2 separate regions of the Homo sapiens genome follow, and region 2 is linked to region 1. A link is a loop called in an ENCODE intact Hi-C map of the cell type or tissue named here. Cell type or tissue: PC-9. All regions are shown on one strand. Links, peaks and the distances in the headings refer to the core of each region. The heading gives the core; the rest is flanking DNA.

What was found. A loop is a pair of places that touch in the nucleus more often than their neighbours do. Peaks named below come from ENCODE experiments on the same cell type or tissue, not always from the same donor. Only the 100,000 strongest peaks of a DNase experiment are listed, where the experiment ranks them.
Region 2: a loop joins it to region 1, with 7 times the contacts of the local background. A loop is called at or near these places in 1 of 110 quality-filtered maps.

Annotation. Positions count from the first base shown.
Region 1 is chr5:145,550,573-145,561,072 of GRCh38, forward strand. It overlaps a transcript of PRELID2 not described here. Among named protein-coding and RNA genes, the nearest start is that of PRELID2, 280 kb to the right of the region's middle. In PC-9, for the core only: no CTCF peak of the experiment used is centred there; no DNase peak of the experiment used is centred there.
Region 2 is chr5:145,490,886-145,501,385 of GRCh38, forward strand. It overlaps a transcript of PRELID2 not described here. Among named protein-coding and RNA genes, the nearest start is that of PRELID2, 340 kb to the right of the region's middle. In PC-9, for the core only: no CTCF peak of the experiment used is centred there; a DNase peak (open chromatin) is centred at 5,066; H3K27ac peaks cover 359 bases.

The DNA of each region.
Region 1 (10,500 bases), core at 3,204-5,703:
CTAATATAGTAATAATAATTTTTAAATGTACAGTTTCCTATACTAAAGAAGGACCTTAAAATATTAACACAATTAATATTTCTAACTTTAATGACATCAGAAATAATGTAAATAAGAAACTAGGAAACCAAGGGGAATAAATTGAATTCAGTCAGCATTAAATGGAATGGCACAAGCTAGCGATTCTTGATCATTGGTGTTTTCCGTTGTAGAGCCATTTTCAAGGATTTAAATCCCAGCACAAAAGAAATAAAAAGTTTACTATTTTTTTCTTAAAAGAATATTAACATAATTCTAGATAATCTGCTCTTGGGGTTGCTATTTATACTAAGTTGTATAGATAGAAAAGTTTATATCAGTAATTTGAATGGTAAATACCATTGTCGTGACTACATAACTCTACATTCTTCCTTTAGCAGTTAAAAACTATACTAATATTATCGAGAATAAATGTTCCTGATAAAATCTTATAAAAACTAAAGTTTTTAAACTAACATTTGCATTTATTTATTATTTGTAGTTAGAGGAGCCAAGAGAAATCTTAACCAATTTGCATAGGAACATGCAAACTAAGAGAACCTGCTTATTGGGAGGCCGAGGGGGGCAGATCACAAGGTCAGGAGTTCAAGACCAGCCTGGCCAACATGGTGAAACCTTGTCTCTACTAAAAATACAAAAATTAGCTGGGTGTGGTGGCGCGTGTCTGTAATTCCAGCTACTCGGGAGGCTGAGGCAGGAGAATCGCTTGAACCCAGGAGGCAGAGGTTGCAGTGAGCCGAGATTGTGCCACTGCACTCCAGCCTGGGTGACAAAGCAAGACTCAGTCTCTAAATAAATAAATAAATAAATAAATAAATAAATAAATAAACCTGCTTAACAACTATTAGAAAAACTCTCTAACAACTCTTTTGTGCTCAGGTTGAAAATCCTTTGACTTGGCAACCCAATCACAAGTGATGACCAAAATTGACTGGAGAAATGTTGCCTTCTTTCAATTAAAAAAATTTACCTTTGACTGATTGTCATGATCATTCTATTTTGGAAAAGTGTCACTGCAGTGATTGAAAACATGTTACGAGAGAAATGATTACCCACTGTATCAGTAAGGGTCTTGGCAGAAAACAGATGGCATACTCCAACTGAGTGATTTGGGATCAGTTTAATAAAGAGACTCTTTACAAAAGTGTGGGCAGAGTTTAGCAAAATCAGCAATACAGAACCCCAGGAAGAGCAACATCTTCAAGATCTGAGAAGGCAAAGGGAGGAAGTGGTTTAGAATCCAGAGAAAGTAGGTGTGTCTGGCAGGAGCAGGGACACAGCCAACCCACAGCCCAGCAGGGAGGTACCAGGGCAATACATACCCCAACCTCATTCTCCTCCCGCCTTCTGTCTCCCCATGGACTGAACCTCTCCTGAAACTGGAGAGCTCACTGAAACACACCATGCAGCTCAGCCTTCCATGACAAAGAGCAGAGAATATCCAATTGAGCTCCCTTCCCAAAGATCAGAATGATAAGAACTTTTCTTACATTACATAGTGTGCCCTACTTTTCCACAGAAATAGGACCAGGTTGTCTTTCTTGGGAGGCAAGACAACAGCCTCCGGATCACACATTTTCCCTGTCTTTTTGATCCATTTTCATAGTGATCATTCATGAGTCATTTTACTGATTTTGGTCATTCATCATCCATGTGCTCTTTGCTTGGTATCAGCCACCAGGCCTTTGTTAAAATGTCCACCTTCTCCCCCTGCAGCCTATTTGTTTGGGAACAGCTGCTGCCACACAAGACTTTGGGTGGGGTATGGCATAGGACTTTGATTATTATAATCACATCCTTCAACTACAGTTGACTTTTAGGGATACGTCTGGTCTAACTGATCCAAACAGACTGAATCCTATTGACTACTGGGTAAAGAGACACACACTGTCTCCCCCGCCTCACCTTCCACCCCAACCCCCTGCCTCAGTTTGAATGAGCAAGCCTCGGGGATACAAGAGGAGATGCTTGCTGAAAATAGAAGCAACACCAAGAAATTAGAACCAAAAAGGAAAAAAGAAAAACATCTTATCCTTACAAAATCAAGTTATTCCTGCCACCGTTCTTTTTTTAAAAATGAGGCAAAAAGTGCTCTTTATTGTTTGGGTCTGCTTTTCTGTTGTTCATCACTGAGAAACGTCTTATCAACACAATTGACTGTATCATACCTCTGTCAAGGCCTCTTGGTGCTTCCCAAAGAAGTAACTACTTTCTAGGTATTCACAATTAAAGTTATTGAAAACACCTGCTCATAGCATGTCATTAATAAACTTTTAGCAGCTTACTGAGAATCCTCAATGTTTATATGTTAATACCTGAAATTAGTTTACTTAGAAGAAATGTTTGGATTAGCCAATAATAATCTAATGAGATAATGAAAATATTACTCCTTCTACCTTTTGCAGATATTTCCCAAGGTGTTGCTATGTACTGGACAATGGGGACTTAAAAATGATTAAGATATAAAGTCATCAGAGAGTTCACTTGAATTAAGCAGAGACACATCATGAAGCTCACTTTACAAAAAGTGATATAATATTATAATTGAAATATATACCAGTTGCTAGAGGACCCCCCCCCCCAAAAAAAAAGGGAGCTGTTAATTGCAAGAAGTCTGGTAAGGCTTTATAGACATGGTGCCTTGTAAGCAGAACCTTCAAGTACACACAGGATCTTTGACAAGGAAGTGACAATGCAAGCCACACAGGTAGCATGAACAAAGGCACAGTCACCTGAGGCGGTTCAGTGTGACTTCTGTAAAGGCAGAGTAGCAAAGTGACTAAGGAGTGCTTAGTTCCACCCTGGCACTCCATCCTTAGCTAGCTACGTGATCTCAGGCAAGTCATTTAACTTTTTCTTTGTATCACCTTCCTCATGTGCAAAACAAGACTAATAGTAGTTTCTTGTTCATACTTGTCCCACAGTTCATTTAAGTAAGTTCTATTACAATTAAAGTACCCATCACTCAAAAAATGCTATTACTCGGAGGGAGATCATTGATTAGGCTGGAAAGGAAGACTGGTGCCAGACTGTGAAAATTCTTATGAAGTCTGCTAAATAATAGATTTTATATAATGTAGTTTTATATAATATAGTGGGTTTTAGATCAGATAATGTATGCACCAGACATCAAAGGTTTTAAATAGACATGAACAGGTTTGTATTTTAGAAAAAGAATTGTGACAGGGTGACTCTTGAAATTGGATGCGGAGAAATTGAAAGCAGGGAAACTGGAATATTACAACAGCCCTTAGATGATAAAGGATGCAGCCTGAATCAGGACAGTGATAGGAGAGGTGGAGAAGAAGTGACAGAAATTCAAAAGTGAAGGATCGAGCATGGTGGCAAAGTTTCTGGTGGATGATAATACCTTTAATAAATAAAGATCAGAAAAGAAGGAAGAGGGCTGGAGGAGGAAACAATAAGCCCAAGTTTTGGACCTGCTAGATGTTAGTTGTCTATATGCCAAACAAATGAAAAATTCTAGAAGCTGTTGGAAAAATGAGTTCAAGAGGGAGTCCCAGGCTGTAGACTGATAGATGAGAATCAACTACAAATACATTACAGCTAAAGAAAGGGAGATGATGTGCCTGCCCAACAACGAGGCTAGAACCCCAAAAAACACTAACGCAAATAGAAAGAAGAGTCAGCAAAGACTTAAAAGTAACCACCAGTGTGGGAGAATGTGAAGTGGAAGAGAGTCGTGATCTCAAAAGCAAGGGAGGAAAAAGCTTCAAGGAGCAACCTTTAGAAATTAAGGGTTTACAGAGATGGCACTTAAGATGCATAATGACAGAAGGACACCACTGCTAACAGGAATCATTTTTAAACCCAGAGAGAAGTTTCAGAGATGTGATAGAAGCTGCACTCAGACTGCAGTGGCTAATGGCAAAGAGAAAAGTGAGGACCTGGACCAGGTTGAAGGATCCACTCTTTCAAAGAGCTGGTTGGCAACTCTCCCAGGCTTCCCTCACTTTGAAATTCCACTGACCTTAGTGTCAGACCATATTATAACCACACAATGTGTGTAATAGGGCTGTGTTGTTGGCTGGCACTCCTCAAAATGGATCTTTTATAATCAGAAAGCCTTGTTTTTGAAAAGCCAGGCAGTTACAGACAGCATTTTGTTTGACTTTTCAAGAACTTTTCCTCTATTCCCCTTGTAAGAATTTTACTCAGGACAAGTAGCAGTGATTTAACAGTTACATTTCCAGTTTCTGAAGGCAGACAATAAAACACTGATGAGGTCTTATTCATTCATGGGTCATCATCAGGAAATAGTGAATGCTAAGAAGAGTTTTAGGCAATTCAAGCAATATAGAAGTTGTCCGTATATATATTAATACCTTCTTTCATATTTATTATGGCTCTGGAAAAGAGAGGTCAAAGCTTATTTCCAAAGTTACCTTGTTAACCTTCAAATCCATCTTTGGATATAAGAAAGAGATAAATATTTGCCCCAATATATAAATAGATAAGTAGAATTTCAGAAGATCCAGAAGGAGCTCAGTGTCCAGAGTTTACAACAGAGATTTCTGGGCATGATTATTGAAGCATTAGAGCAGTGTCCATCAAAGTGTGATCCATGAACCACTTGTATCAAATTTAGGTTAGGTCCCTTTTTTTAGAAATGCATATTCCTGAGGTCCCTTTTAGATCACTGATCTCCTTCTCTGAAGGCATACCTTGAACTCTGAATTTTTAAAAAATGTCACAGGAGATTCTGATGTATCTCAGCAGTTCAAAAGTATTTAAAGATCTCCAGTGACTCAACAAGGACAGAGTACTTATTGAGCATCTACTAAATGCCAGTTATTTGCTAGTCACTTCAAACAATGTCAATACGTATAACACTTTTCCTAGCCTAAAGTAGTTTTACTACAGTTGAGTATTATTGTCTTCCCTGTTCATAACCCCTAGATTTGGGGTAGCATTATCACACAGCCCAGCTGATTGGACCAGGAATACAACTGGACAGCTGACCAACAATTCTCTCTGTGTATCAATAATTTGAAATAGGACACAGAAACTGTAGGTGGTTGGTGATGAATGCTGAAGCTGATCAATTAGGAATAGATTTTTGGTTAGTGGCTGTGGTGAGCCATATGCAAAGGGAGCCAGCAGGAGTATCAAATCAAGAAAAAGAGAAGGATGGAGGAAACTCACAGAGAGAAGCAGTCCTTGAGAGCCAGGGAAAAAGGTCTTAGTTCCTGATAACTTTCTAGTTTCCCCAAGGCCCTACTGCCACTGCTTCCATGAGATTCCCTATATCCTTACATTAAAACTTGTGCTCAGGCCAGACATGGTGGCTCATGATTGTAATCATAGAACTTTGGGAAGCCGATTGCCTGAGCTCAGGAGTTCGAGACTAGCCTGGGCAACACAGTGAAACCCCGTCTCTACTAAAATACAAAAAATTAGCCAGGTGTGGTGGCGTGTGCCTGTAGTCCTAGCTACTCTGGAGGCTGAGGCAGGAGAATTGCTTGAACTCGGGAGGCGGAAGTTGCAGTGAGCCAAGATCACGCCACTGCACTCCAGCCTGAGCAACAGAGCGAGACTCTATCTCAAAAAAAAAAAAAAAAAAAAGAAAAGAAAAGAAAACTTTTACTCAAACTAGGTTGATTGGTTTTCTGCTGTCAGAGATTATAAGAGCCTTATGTGGAGCACCTAATGTGTAATTGAATAAATTAAGCACGTGCAATTCCATTCTTCTTCCCTATCGCAGTAAAAGGGAATCACTTTCTGGCTAGTTGTGTGAGCCAGAAATCTTGATATCATTTCACTCCCTCATCTCTCACATCCAATATCACCAAAAATTACTGATTTCAGCTCTGGTATTTCTCAGTGCTATTTATTTCTTTCCATAACTATTATCTGTTATCCTAGATTAGGCTACCTAAGTCCCTGCCTCAGGCACATTCTGGTCTACCCATAACCCACTCTTTGTCCTGCCCAGGTAGATATCTCCAAAATACATCTGAAAATCTGATCATATCCCCAGTACCCTATTGCCACACCAACCATCATCCAATGGTTCCCCATTGCATTTGGTATAAAGATCAACATCCTCAAAAGAGCCGACAAGGCCCAATGTGGTCTCACCTGACCCTACTCTTATCTTGAACCTTGTATTCTCTGTTCAACCCTCACTGGCCTTCTCCCAGGAGATAATACTTCCCATGCTTCTTTTCACCACAGCACCACTATGAATGCACTTCCTCAGTCTCTAACACTCCTGTCTCCCTATATGCCTAGGTAACTCCTCCTACTCATCCTCTGGACCTCATCTCCAGCATTTTTTCTTTTTTCAGGGAAGCCTTTTCTCATCTCTCTGACAAGGCCCAATATCTCTAGTGTAAATTGTCATGACACCGTGTGACTTAACTTTTTAGCACTTACCACGATTGCAACTTTAAAGTTGTGTGATAATCTAATCATCTAATAATTACCCATTAGGCTACCCAGTGTCTGTTTTGTTCACCAGTATGTCCCCAACACCCAGCACACTACCTGATACATAGTGAGTTCTCTGAAATACTTGTTAAATAAATTTTGAATGACTAGAATTGGTAAGAAAACAATCAGAAACAGTGCTTGACAACCAAATTTTTATTAACCAAAGCATAAGTTTGCCCAAGCTGGCGACCAGATGAGGAAAGTAGAAGATGGAAAAGTCAGGCATGCTTATGAAAGGTACTGATATGAATGAGGTAGAGACAACAGGGAGCTTGAGTTAGTTGGGACTTTGTTAGGTTATGGACCAAAATCATTTAGAAACTTGAGGTAAAATAGCAATCTAATGACAAACAGATGACAATCCACATGACAGGCAATCTGGATCATGAGCCAGAGCAGGACTACAACAAGACTTCTGACTAAGAGAAAATGTCTGGGTGAGGATACAGACAATTGAGTGAGAATGAAGTGAATGACCTGGGTTGTCAAGGAGCCAGACAGAACACCAGAGGAGATGCCGCTGGTGGAGCAAGATGAGAAACAGTAGAAAGGAATAGTTGCAGGGGGAGTCAGATCTTAATCTATACTTAGTATGTGCCAGGTAACTGTCTAAATGCTTGAAGGCACTATTTCATTTTAATTCTCACACTAATCCAATGAGGTAAGCAAGCTAAGTGTACCAGTTTTACAAACGAGAAAACTGAGGCCTGCCCAAGGTCAACACTTAGTAAATGGCAGCACCAAAGTTTGAACCCAGAGAGGCTGACTCTATACTTTTATCTACTATAGTATGCTCTTTTCTTTTTAAAATTTGGGACCAAAATGGCTTATTGATGAAGTTGGTTCTTGCCTTGGCTACAAAACGAGATCAGAAAAACAGTCTGTGAGAACAAAAGTAAGATGGGAGAAGCTTCTTATAAAATAGAATCAGAGGTCCCTAAATAGATCAAGAAATGAAATTATTTAATGTCATGTCATTTAATGAGCACTAAGTCATAGTTTTTAACAGTATAGAATCAGATAAATCTGGTTTCAAATACTGACCTAGATGTGTGGCTGTTACTTAAACTCTCCGACATTTGGTTTCTGTTCTTAATGGGACTATTAAAACCTGGCTCATAAAGTTGTTTAAAAGAAATGAGATAACGTATTTGAAAGTCATTAGTACAGAACTAAAGGATGTACTCGATAATTAATCAGAAAAGATATTTTACAGAACTGAGATATTTGTAGAGGTTGTTGAAGGGGGAATATGAAACTTCATTGTTGTTATACCCATGAACCAAATGGTTCATTACCAGTGATTTGACAGATACACATATGTGCATGGATAACCTTCTTATTAGCTAAATGTCTCCTGTGGGAAGACTAAAAATTCCACAGTGAAGGCTGTTGAATGGAGCTGATAACTCTGTAGTTACAATTTGCCCTAAGAAATGCTGACAGCTAAAGTGAACTCACCTTACGTGACACTCAGAATTCTCCAAGCAGCTTTAGAATTGGCTTTAGAACTATGTCTGAGAGTCAAAAGCTTTAAGGCTTCCATTTTCAAGCCATGCCTTAGAGCATACCCATAAGAGCTACTCTTCCATAAAGCAGTGAATCTGGCTTTGCAAGACTATCATGCTTATCTTTAAAAAACTGAAGAGTCTGAGGATTTTGAGGCAGACTCACCAGTGACATTGCAGCTCTTGACTTTGAAGATGGAGCTAATGAAAATATGAAAAGCATTCATCCTCAAACCTTTTAATAGACTTGGCACATTTTTGGAGGGCAATTTGGCAAAATCTATGAAAAAAATGTGATGCACATTTTCTATAATCCAGCAAACCAACTCCTAAGAATCTATTCTATAAAAATGTTTGCACAACCATGAAAATAAATATAAGTAAAAAAGTGTTTTGGGGCCGGGCACAGTGGCTCACGCCTGTAATCCCAGCATTTTGGGAGGCTGAGACAGGCGGATCACGAGGTCAGGAGATCGAGACCATCCTGGCTAACATGGTGAAACCCCGTCTCTACTAAAAATACAAAAAAATTAGCCGGGCGTAGTGGCAGGCGCCTGTAGTGCCAGCTACTCAGGAGGCTGAGGCAGGAGAATGGCATGAACCCGGGAGGCGGAGCTGGCAGTGAGCCGAGATTCCGCACTGCACTCCAGCCTGGGCGACTGAGCGAGACTTCATCTCAAAAGAAAAAAAAAAAAAGCGTTTTGGGAAATACTGTAATAAATGTCCATCAAAAGAGAAATGATTTTATAAATTAGGGTATCTACATTAAGTAAAATGCTATGGGGCTAATAAAAAAAAGAAAAAGACAGATATATGTCTACTGACCTGAAAATATTCTGTTACACTAAGCTTAAAAGGCTGCAGAACATCAAAAATACATAATGTAGTCTTTTTTGTTTAAAATATGTGTCATATATGTGCACATACACATGCATAAACAAAACACATGTATAAACAAAATCTATAGCAATGCATCTTAAAATCTTCTTTCCACTTTCATCCACTTCTTTCTCATCCCATGACTCCTCTATTGCCCCCTCCTCCTTATTTCTAAGAAAAGTCTGGCTCTAGCACGAGTGCCCAGCATGAGAGCCTTTTGTCTTTCTTAGCCTATCTTCTTGCTTCTCCTGTTTTGTCTACCTCTTCTCTTTTTCCCAATTCTGCATCACCAACCCCAAAAACCAAGCAGTCAATGTGGAACATTTCTCAAGGGGAATGGAAAGAGAAGATACTGAATATATTTTCCTTGGTAAAAAGAGGTAAAAAAAAAAAAAAAGAAGAAGAAGAAGAAGAAAAAGAATACCCTCTTTATTGTATAGGAGAAGAAAGACACTAACATACAGATGCTCCTCGACTTATGGTGGGGTCATGTTCCAATAAACCCATTATAAGATGCATTTAATACATTTAACCTACCAAACATAGCTTAGCCTAGCCTACCTTAAACATGCTCAGAACATTTACATTAGTCTACAGTTAGGCAAATCATCTAAGACAAAGCCTATTTTATAGCAAAGTGTTGAATACCTCATGTAATTTATTGAATACTGTCCTGAAAGTGAAAAACAGAATGATTATATGGGTACTCGAAGTACAGCTTCTACTGAACGTGTCACTTTTGCACCATTGTAAAATCAGAGATCACAAATGGAACCATTGTAAGTTGAGGACTGTCTGTACTAATAAGTGCTGTTCCATCATACTTATTCTCCCCTCTTTCTCAACCAGTAAGCTCAAGTGCCACAAAAACAGAAACTGTAGTTTCATTATTATATCCTCAGAACCTATCACTTACCCAGCACATAGTAGGTGCTCAATAATGTTTGTTGAGTATATGTTTGAACAAGTAATGCCCTTAAGCAGCTTACATCCTGTTAGGAAGGCTTGTAATTGGTAAATTAAGTAATTTATCCTTAATATCACACGTGCTGCTGACCCACTATTACCTGAGAGGCTTTTAACAGCTTTAAACAACCAACTGCCAATAACTAAGAACTTGCTTCTGCAAAGTCTGGCATGCTAATACAGCCTGTCAGCCAGGGAACCCAGTGAAGCTGTGCTTAGCAACCAGTCCCTTTGCTATCTATTTTGGTTAGATATGTCAAAAGTTATTCTAACTTCATTCAATCAATGGCTTCATGTTGTGAAAGAAAGACACTGCAAAGAGATGAGAAAACAGAATCAAAGACATGTATGTTCAACACTTCTAAAGGCTGTACCAAAATGCCTCTCTTCTTTCCCAGTGCAGTTAGGGCTGTAATGCACACTTGTTTACAATCCATCTGGGAGGGACCTATAAGCAGAAGGAAGGCATCTTTGACCTTCATCTCCCTGGAAGGAGAAATACAGAACAGCTGTCTGTTTACCATCCCGACCTCATTTCCATGACGTTGAACCACTCATTTGGGAATCATGAAAAATAGGACTGTTTCACTTTTTTTTTTTTTTCCTAAAATGTTCTTGAAGACACTAGGCCCTGGGTAAGCTACAAAATGAC
Region 2 (10,500 bases), core at 3,523-6,022, 59 kb before region 1:
CACAGTCCCCACCCCCCCATCAAACCCCTAATCTAACCTACTTCATTCATTCCCCTTACTTGCCTGGTCCCTATAAGCATGAGATTTTTCTGCTCCTACCAACACCTGTCTTCAAAACTTCTTCTGTATCTCCTATATTTTGAAATCTTGATGACAGCTTTTTTTTTTAACAATTACAATTTAATGTATTAAACTGATAAGACTTAGGTTAAAATGAATCTATAACCAAAAAGACCATGCACAATAAATTCTCAGTATTTTATTTTTAATATATTTCTTAACATATTAAAAACAAGAATTTACTTCTTATAGTTCTGGGGGCTGGAAAGTCCAAGATCAAGGTGCAAACAGATTTGGTGCCTGGTAAGGCTATGCTTTCTCATAGATGGTGTGTTCTGTCTCCACTCTCACATGGTGGAAGGGCCAAGGAGCTCCCTTGGGCCTCTTATATCAGGGCACTAGTCCCAGTCAGGAGGGCTCTGCCTTCATGACTAATCACTTCTGAAAGGCTCTGCCCCTTTATTCCCTTAATTTATATGTTTTAATTGACAGATGAAATTGTATTTACTGTGTACAAATATTTTGAAGTATATGAACATTGTGGAATGACTAAATCTAGCTAATTAACATATGCATTACCTTACATAGTTATCATTTTTGTGGTAACACTTAACATACACTCTCTTAGTGCTTTTCAAGAATATAATATATACAATATATTATTAACTATAGTTATCATATTGTACAATAGATCTCTTAAACATATTTCTCCTATCTAACTGAAATTTTGTATCATTTGACAAATATCTCTGTAACCCCCCCAGTACCCCCTGACCCTGGTAACCACTATTCTATTTTCTACTTCTATGAGATCAACATTTTTAGATTCTCATATAATGAGATCATGTGGTATTTGTCTTTCTGTGTTTGGCTTATTTCACTTAATGTAATGTTCTCCAGGTTCATCCATGTTGTCACAATGACAGGCTTTCTTTCTTTTTAAGGCTGAATAGTACTCCAGTTTGTATATATACCACATTCCTTTACCCGTTCATCTGTTGATGGACCCTTAGGTTGATTCCATGTTTGGCTATTGTGAATAGTGCTGTAATGAACATGGGAGTGCAGATATCATTTGACATACTGATTTCCCTTCCTTTGGATCCCAGTAGTGGAATTGCTGGATCTTATAGTAGTTCTATTTTTAATTTTTTGAGAAACCGCCATACTATTTCCATAATGACTGGACTAATTTACATTGCCACCAACAGTGTGCAAGGGTTTCCTTTTCTCCACATTATCTCCAACACTTGTTATCTTTTGTCGCTTTGATACAAGATGTGAGGTGGTATCTCATTGTAGTTTTGATTTGCAATCCCCTGATGATTAGTCATGTTGAGAATTTTTTCATATATACCTGTTGGCCATTTATATGTCTTCTTTTGCAAAATGTCTATTCAGGTCCTTTGCAAAATTTTTAATCGAGTCATTTTGTTTTCTTGCTAATAAATTCCTTATATATTTTGGATATTGACCCCTTATCAGATGTATAGTTTGCAAATATTTTCTCCATTCTGTAGGTTATCTCTTCATTCTGTTGGTTGTTACCTTTGTTTTATAGCAGCTTTTTAGTATGATATAATCCCATTTGTCTATTTTTGTTTTTATTACTTGTGCTTTTGAGGTTATATCCAAAAATTCATTGCCTAGGTCAATGTCATAGAGCTTTTTCACTATGTTTTCTTCTAAAGTTTCACAGTTTTGAGTCTTACATTTAGGTCTTTAATCCATTTTGAGTTGATTTCTGAATATAGTGTGAGATAGGGTTCAGAAGTCTGGGCTGCTGGAGGGCTGCCTATAGCTAAGGGCTGTCCAGAATCTAGGGCTGCTGTTGTCGGCCCAGAAGTGGTGCAGGCCAGAGATTGAGTCCACCACACAAGGCTGAAGCCTTAGGGTTATATGGTCCCACCTGGCACCAGGGTCAGTCTAGAGGCTCAATCCATGGATACTGGTCTGTAGTTTGGACTGTGGGGATCTGCCTGGTGCTGGGTGGTAAGCCCAGTGTTGGGGTAAAAGTCAATGTTCTGTATTCACTTCCCTCTCTTTGCCCCAAGCTGATGGTATCTCTCTCAGCCACTATGCTGCTTAGGTTTGGGGAGGGGTGTCTTGGGTAATATAAAATTGTTCTTCGGACCCTCTTCCATGTGCCTTTTATTGGGCTACAGCCACATTTTCATAGCTCTTGTGAAGGTATTTTCATATGTGGGTAGTTGTTCAAATTGATATTTCTATGGTGGGATGAGCCCTGGAGAGTTCTACTCCACCATCTTGCTCCCAGATTGTCCCTGAAGTCAGCTTTAATACTCCCTTCTCCCTCGCTGCCTATGTCCAGATGATCATCAGATCATTTCAGGCCCACATCTAAAACAAATCCCTATTTCTGTCCTTCCTTTATCTCCAAAGTCCCCATCCAGTTTTTTCACTTTGCTCATCTAAATGGCTTTCACAGACCACCAACTAAACGTGATTTTCAGGTTTCCCTGCAACCTCTGATCTATTGCTTCAGTGTCCTGATTGTGTCATTCTCTTGCCTAAAATTGTGCTTCCACCATTGCTTATGATAAACACTGTAGCATGGCTTTTAAAATCTTACATGGTCTTCCTACCTGTACCCCCAATTCATCTGTCAGCTCTCACCTCCCAAGTCTCTGCTCCCATCACTCTGCTCCAGCTGTGTGAATGAGTCATCCCTCCTTGCTCAAGCTACTCTACCTGCTCTCGCTACCTGAAAAGTCTATCTTTTTCTTTCCTTCTCCGCCTCTTCCACTTCCTCTCTTTTCCTTTTCCTTCCCCACCAGACAAAATCGTTATTCCTTCCTAGAATATCATATCCATGATGAGGCTTCTCCTAAAATCCCAAGCTGGAAGTATTTCTTCTTCTGGAAGTATTTCTGCTTTTGTATTCCCACAGTTCTTAGCTTTTATATTTTTAAATGACTCTTAAGAATTTCCTTGCACTTAAACTATATGTCAGATGCTTTCATTGGAGTGTAAATTCCTTGAGGCTAGGCACCATATCATAACATGTTTTAATTCTTTTAAAACTTCGTAAGTCGCTTGTTCACAGTGATAATAGATTCCTGAACATTTACTTAGATTCACACACTGTGCATAACATTTTACAAGCATATCTCATTTGTCCTTCACAAAGCTCAGGGTCTCTTATTTTACAGAAAAGGAAAATGAGGCTTTGAGATGTCTATTAACTAGCAAAATGTCCTAACATTAGCAGATGGCAGAACAAAGATTGAAAATCAGATTTTCCTAATCCAAAGACTATGCCCACTAAACTATATTCTGTGCTATGCTGAAAAAGAATTAGTTCATTTAAATATAAATATAACTTTGACCAAAGTGTCAAATAGGCACTAAACAAGTGTGAAAATAGGCACAAATCAGTATTCAGTCTTGAAAAAATACTTCTTTGAAATATTTTCCGTATGTTGGACAATTTTCTAACTGAAAGCAATATAGGATTAATAAAACGTTTCAACTTTAAGGTCAACATTTATGTCATAGCTAGTTAATTGGTAGCTTAAATGAAAAGCCATCCTATAGATGCAAATCTTGACAAGATCACACATTTAAGTTAATGGTAACTGACATGTCATATCCAAGTAATAAGGGAGTTCCCTCATCAAGTCTCCAGAGGTCATTAAAGAAAAGATCTTGTAACAGGTTAAAAAAAATAAAAGAGAGAGAATAGAACATTTTAAGTATATATTCTTATTAAAGATATTGACAACAAATGGATATGTATTATGTACCATGAGAAGAAAAGAATATTAGATCTTACTTGAGACAATTCAAATTAATTTCCTTGGGGAAATAATGAAATCTAAAGCTGCAAATCTCATTGAATAGATAAGAGAATGAGAAAATGGGAGATAACTTGTTTAGGGGCAAAAATCTAGTCACATTTTAAGCTCAGCCTAAAATGCAAGTTTTACGATTCCTAATTCAGATGTCATGCTGCTGTTCCTCTCTGATATTCTTATATGTTAAGTGTGCCAATGACAATATGTCTTCAGCAGTAGAAAAAGATGTGATGTAAGCTGTTTGCATTTTTTAAGTGATGAAGGTAGCTATCAAATCATTCACAGAAGTGGTCTATGCTCACTGTCTCTCGTTTCCTTCCTCCCACTATCTCCTTAACTCATTTCAATCAAATGTTCGCCTCCACCATGCCACCAAAGCCATGTTGCTCAATCCAGTAGTCATTTCTCACTTCTCAACTAACCTGGCCTCTCTGTACTTATGGGCACAGTCTCTCAGCATCACCATTATCAGGCACTCTGCCCCTGCCTCTTCCGGCAGGCTGGACATTGAAGATCAGGCTGGTATGCAAGAGAATGATGCAAGGATATAACACAGTGTGAATTGAGCATCAGCAGAATCTGCTAGAACTATTTTTGGATGGAATCATTTAGGCAAAAGGCAACAGAATTTTGCATTTAGTCAATCCAAGCTTTCTTCCAACACAAAATTGTTCCAAGACTAACATCTCTAACTTGGTCTCATCTTGGCATTAAATAACCTAAGTGCTAAACCCCTTTTCTTTTTGGCTTCCCTCAAGGAAACAATTCCATCATGAATACACCCAGCCTGACTTTCAGAATTTAAAAATGTTTCATATTAGTCTCCTAGATTTTCACTTACATCTTAGAAGATTCTTTAGAAATTCTCACAGCCCTAGTTTCCTCAGCTAGAAAACAGGGATAATGTTAGCATGTCTTTCATATAACTGTTGTGAAGATTATATACAGTGATTTATATAAAGCATTTAGCTTAATGCATTAATAATGCTAGATTTAATTGTACTCATTAGACTTTGCTGGGATGGTAGGTTAGTTATCTCTTTTAAGGTAGTACGTGTTCTTTAAAGCTCTAAACTCTTCAATTCCCCTGGGTTTTGCACCAGTTCTTTGCTCTACCTCATTGAATAAAAATTGTCTGTGTCCATTAGCTTAGCTCAGAGTGTGAGTCACCGGAGAATGAGTCAGGTGTTCCATTACCATGTGCCCTTTATATAATGCTAAGTTCCTTCACAGCTTTAGCTCAGATACCAGTCAATCTCACAAAAGTTTGTCTGTCTCAAGGGCTAAGAAATATTCTTTATTATATACTATAGTAATACTATGTGCTATTCTTAGAAATTAGAAGCATGAAAAAAGACAGACAAAAATCTACCTTTATGTCTTTATAGGAGCTTACATGCATATAGAGAAGAAAGACAATTAAAAACACAAATAAGGACAATATACAAATTTGACTCGTGTTCTGGCTCTATTTTAGACTTGTTAAATTTGAAGTGCCCACTAGACATCCAAATAGGCAGTTAGATATCTGAACTGATGAGCAGAAGTGGCTAAAGAGCTCAGAGGCAAAGTCTGGACAAGAGATATAAACTTGTAGGTCACAAATATATACATAACATTGAAAGCTACCACAGTAGTAGGAAAATTAGGAGGTAAGTATATACAGAAAAAAAGAGATAACCTGGGAAATCCAATACTTGGAGATCTGAAAGTAAGAGATAAACCAGCAAAAGGAACCAAGAGGGATTGGCCAGCAAGTTAGGAGGAAAAACATGTTGCCAGTCAAGGACAAGCTTTGCCTGGACTACACCCAGCCAATGATTGGGCATGGTCAAGGCTCCACTTGTGACCACCAATCATCCTGCCTGAATAGCCTACTCTTGCTTGAAGACTCTCCATTGGTCTAGCTGAGATTTTCTCTGAACTGTGCTATGGTCTGAGGTTTCTCCTTCCTTTCTCCTTTCACAAGTGCCAAACCTACCTCGTGGTCTGAAAGTTCTTTCTTCCTACTCCTGTTCACTCCCCCTTGGTCCTTCATAGGTGTTGGCCTGTCTTGGTGTCTGCTTTTCATGCTTTTCAGACCAGACCCAATAATTTGGTTTTGTTCGTTTTTTTTAGAGTCAGGGCCTCACTCTGTTGCCTGAGCTGGAGTACAGTGGCATGACCATGGCTCACTGTAGCCTCAAATTCCTGGCCTCAAGTGATCCTCCCACCTCAGCCTCCTGAGTAGCTAGGACTACAGGTGTGTGCCACCATGCTCAGTTATTTGTTTTTAATTTTTATACATACAGGGTCTCGCTACATTGCACAGGCTGGTCTAAAACTCCTGGCCTCAAGTGATCCTCCCACCTCAACCTCCCAAAGCTCTGGGATTACAGGCATGAGCCACCATGCCCAGCTCAGTCTAGGATAATTTGAAGGCTTGTGTTTTGCATTATGTTTTAGAGATTTCCCAGGGGATTCCGTTCCAGTCATCCACTGTGCTTTTGTAGTACAGTATTGCTGGGTCATGATCTTTTCAAAATATAAATCAGATATGACTTTCCAGCTTGAAATCCTCATAGTAGGAAAAAAATGCAAGAACTACCACATGTAACGTTATGGCTATATGTCTTTATTAATGATCTCTTCCCTTTTCTGTATCCTTCCCCCTTAACTACCCATTTCCTTTGTGCCTTCCAATAAACTTCTTGCATTTAAAACTTTGTCTCTGGGGAAATTTCTACTAAGATATTACAGAAAGAATAATGATCAAAATGTTTACAGTGTTTTTCAGCAGTAACTTAGGAGTGTTATTGTTTTCAGGGTTCCAGGTAAGTAGAAACGCCTGCATACTAGCTATTAGACAAGTAAGTGGAAATTTCTAATGGCCACCGATCCACATAGCCATAAAGTTGCCTGTGCTCACTCAAGTAGTTTCGGAGATTTCCATGTTTCCAATCCCAGGAGCCATTGGAACAACAGATGGCTAAAATATTTTGAGGTTTATTTACCTGCAGAGACTGTGCAGTTAATGAAAAAAAGGTTAGCAAGTGAACCTAATGCTGGAGTGCACATCTGGATGGAAGCTTTGGACAGCTGGGCATGGATCAATTCTGTTGTCAAAGAATTGAGGATTGTTGTAACTTTCCCACAAGGCATCTGTGGAAGTCCCCTGTTTCTAAAAGTTTTGGCCCTAGCCTTAGACCCTGTGCTCTTGTTTGTCAACACTTGCCCTTCACTAATACTCTCAATCCACTGTTAGGTTAAACTAGGATTCAAAAGCCTCCCTCTGTGGGCACCACTGATAACTCTCTAAGACCCTGAGTTTTAATCAGCTCTTCATAATCCAGCCATGCATTCTCTAGAGAGAGAAACTTTCTCATACCACCCAGCTTCATCTTGGGTCCCTTGTTAAACTATAAAATAATTTAAAACAAGGTAAAAAAAAACTAAATTAGGAAGCTAAATCTTCTTAAGAACTCAGCAATTCTACTTCTAAGAATTTATGTAAAGACAATAGAATCAAGGAAGGTCAATATTATTTGTACAGCAAGAAAGGGCAACATAAATGCTTAAAAATATGATATATGTTAACTGAATTATTATATAGCCAAATGATTAAAATTCTACACAGTCAAGCATGGTGGCGTGCATCTGCAGTCCCAGCTACCCTGGAGGCTGTGGCAAAAGGATCACCTGATTCCAGGAGTTTGAATCCAGTTTGGACAATGCAGTGAGAACTTGTCTCTCTCTGTTTTTTGTTTGTTTGTTTGCTTTGTTTTGTTGTTGTTGTTGTTGTTTTGAGACAAAGTCTCACTCTGTTGCCTAGGATGGAGTTCAGTGGCACAATCTCAGCTCACTGTAACCTCCGCCTCCCGGTTCAAGCGATTCTCCTGCCTCAGCCTCCTGAGTAGCTGGGACTAGAGGCATGCACCACCATGCCCAGCTATGGTATTTTTGTTTTTTGTTTTGTTTTGTTTTTTGTATTTTTAGTAGAGATAAGGTTTCACCATGTTGGCCAAACTCCTGACCTCAAGTGATCTGCTGGTCTCAAGCTCCTGACCTCAAGTGATCTCCCTGCCTCGGCCTCCCAAAGTGCTGAGATTACAGGTATGAGCCACCACACCCGGCCTGAGAACTTGTCTCTTAAAAAAACAAAAATGAGAAAAAAATACTACACCATTACTGAAAACATGAAATAATATTCATGATATACTACTGAGTTAAAAAAAAGACAAAATATAAATAGAATTCTAAGGAAAATATCTTTTAAAGTATATTATATAGAGGCCAGGAGTTTGAGACCAGCCTGGGCAACATAGCAAGACTCCATCACTAGGAAAAGCTAAAAAATTAGCCGGGTGTGGTGGTGTTACCTTGTAGTTCTAGCTACTTGGGAGGCTAAGGTGGAAGGATCTCTTGAGCCCAGGAGGCTGAGGATGCAGTGACCTATGATCATGCTACTGCACTCCAGCCTAGACAACAGAGTGAGACTCCATCTCGTAAAATAAATTAAATGTTAAAAGCATATTATATAGTTATATATCTGCATGTTTATTTCTGCATATGGAGAAAGAAAAGACTAGAAGGATATCACAAATAGTTATTTCTAAGTTGTAGAACTCTTAGTGATTTTCCTCTCTATCTTTTTCTGAAGTTCTCAATTTTTTGATGATGAATATGATTCTTTCAACATAAGGCAGTAAAAATGGGCAAATACTAGTTTAAGAGAAGAGAAAGAAATTCTCAATGTGCTCCAAAGACAACTGACATGACTTTGATCTGGATGGGGTGGGGTGGGGCCTGGAGCCAGGGGTCAGGCATCTATGCCAGAGAAGCCGAAGGAGAGAGGTTTCATTAGCATTTCCTTTCTGTGTCCTGACATCTGCAGGGCCTGAGGGAAGCTGTGGTTACTCTGCCCAGCGATAGAAGAATTTGTGACAGATGCAAGGGATCATCAAGTACCTTCTGTGTTCTAGGAGAAACAAATCTGCTAAAGGGAGCTGATGTAAACCCCTGACCCCGAAATGAAAGGACAGCAGAGAAAGATTCCAGTCAGCTCTGCTGCCACGTTCTTCAGAATGAATGAGATTAATTCTTTTAAAGTCATATAAACAAAGGCTTTGTGCTGTTACTCCACAAACAAATGTGAAATTCCAGAAGCTGAGCTTTGCGCACACCTACCTGTAAACCCCACACTTGGCTTTAATCTTGGATTAAGAGCTGTCAGGCTTGGTGCTTTGAGCTAGTCATTTAACCTCCTGGTGCTTTCCAGTGTGATGTTTGGAAAAGTCCAGCAATTATTCTGCCCTTGCTGTTGGAGAAGTTGTGTCGCAAGGTGGGAACATAGCTGCAAAATGTAGAACTGTCTGATATGGTCTGGATCTGTGTCCCCACCAAAATCTCATATGGAATTATAATGCCCAGTGTTGGAGGAGGGGCCTGGTGGGAGGTGATTGGATCATGGGGATGAATTTCCCCTTGCTATTCTCATGATAGTGAGTGTGTTCTCATTAGACCTGGTTGTTTAAAAGTGTGTAGCACCTCCCCCTTCACTTTCATCCTTCTTCTCTGGCCATGTAAGACGTGCCTCCTTCCCCTTTGCCTTCCACCGTGATTGTAAGTTTCCTGAGGCCTCCCCGGAAGCAGAAGCCTGTATAGCCTGTAGAAAGTGAGCCAATTAAACCTCTTTATCACTTACCCAGTTTCAAGTATTTCTTTATAGCAGTGTGAGAATGGACTAATACATTGTCTCAGGCCTAGTCAACTTTCTGAGCTCTGTAAGAAAGGGCTTTCTCCAGAAAAAAAATCTGAGCTGACATTCATCAGCCCACAGAACTATGGAGAGCTTTTGACCCAAGGGTCAGTTAAGGTTTTTGGTTGCAAGTAACAGAAATTGATTTTGGTTAATTTAAGATAAGCATGATGCGTTGGAAAATTACCAGTGTAGGAAAGAGAGGGAAGAGTAGCTTGGGCACGAGGCATCAAAAGAAGCATGGATTGTGTTAAGTTTAGAAGTCCAAGAAGGATGGCAACTACCTTGTAGCTAGGACAGCTATCAGGTGAGACTAATTTCACTGCTGCTGCTGATGCCACCACCACTGCTGCTGCAATAAATCATCTCTAACATTCCCTCTTGTCCTTGGGTCATTCGCTCAAGTTACAATGCTCCGGGTGACCAAGCATAGATCATGTGCCTGTCTGATGATTTTATGACTGCAAGCAGAGGGAGGACCTGGCCTCCTGGAAGCTGCAGTGCAAAGTGCTTTCCTGGAATTACCCTTCCAATAGTCCCAATTATGGTGACGGAAAGGTAATTCCCCTTAATCTGGGCATGTCTCTTTCTCACAATATAGAAAGCCAAACTCATAGTCCAGGCCACCCCACCATCAATTCAACTGAAGAAGGAAATATTGTGACAAAAATCAATGTTGTGTTAAAATCTGGTTCACGGAATTCTGACCTCAACTAGCTTTTCTGGTCTTATTTCATTACTGTCCTATAAAACCCAGACTACTTGCAACAGTATGTCCTAAAGACAATAGTTCCACTCTGCTACTTGATTTAAAAGGTGTCCCTTGCCCAGAACACAACACCTCTACTAACTTTTACTGTGTATCAAAATCTGTCTATTCTGTAG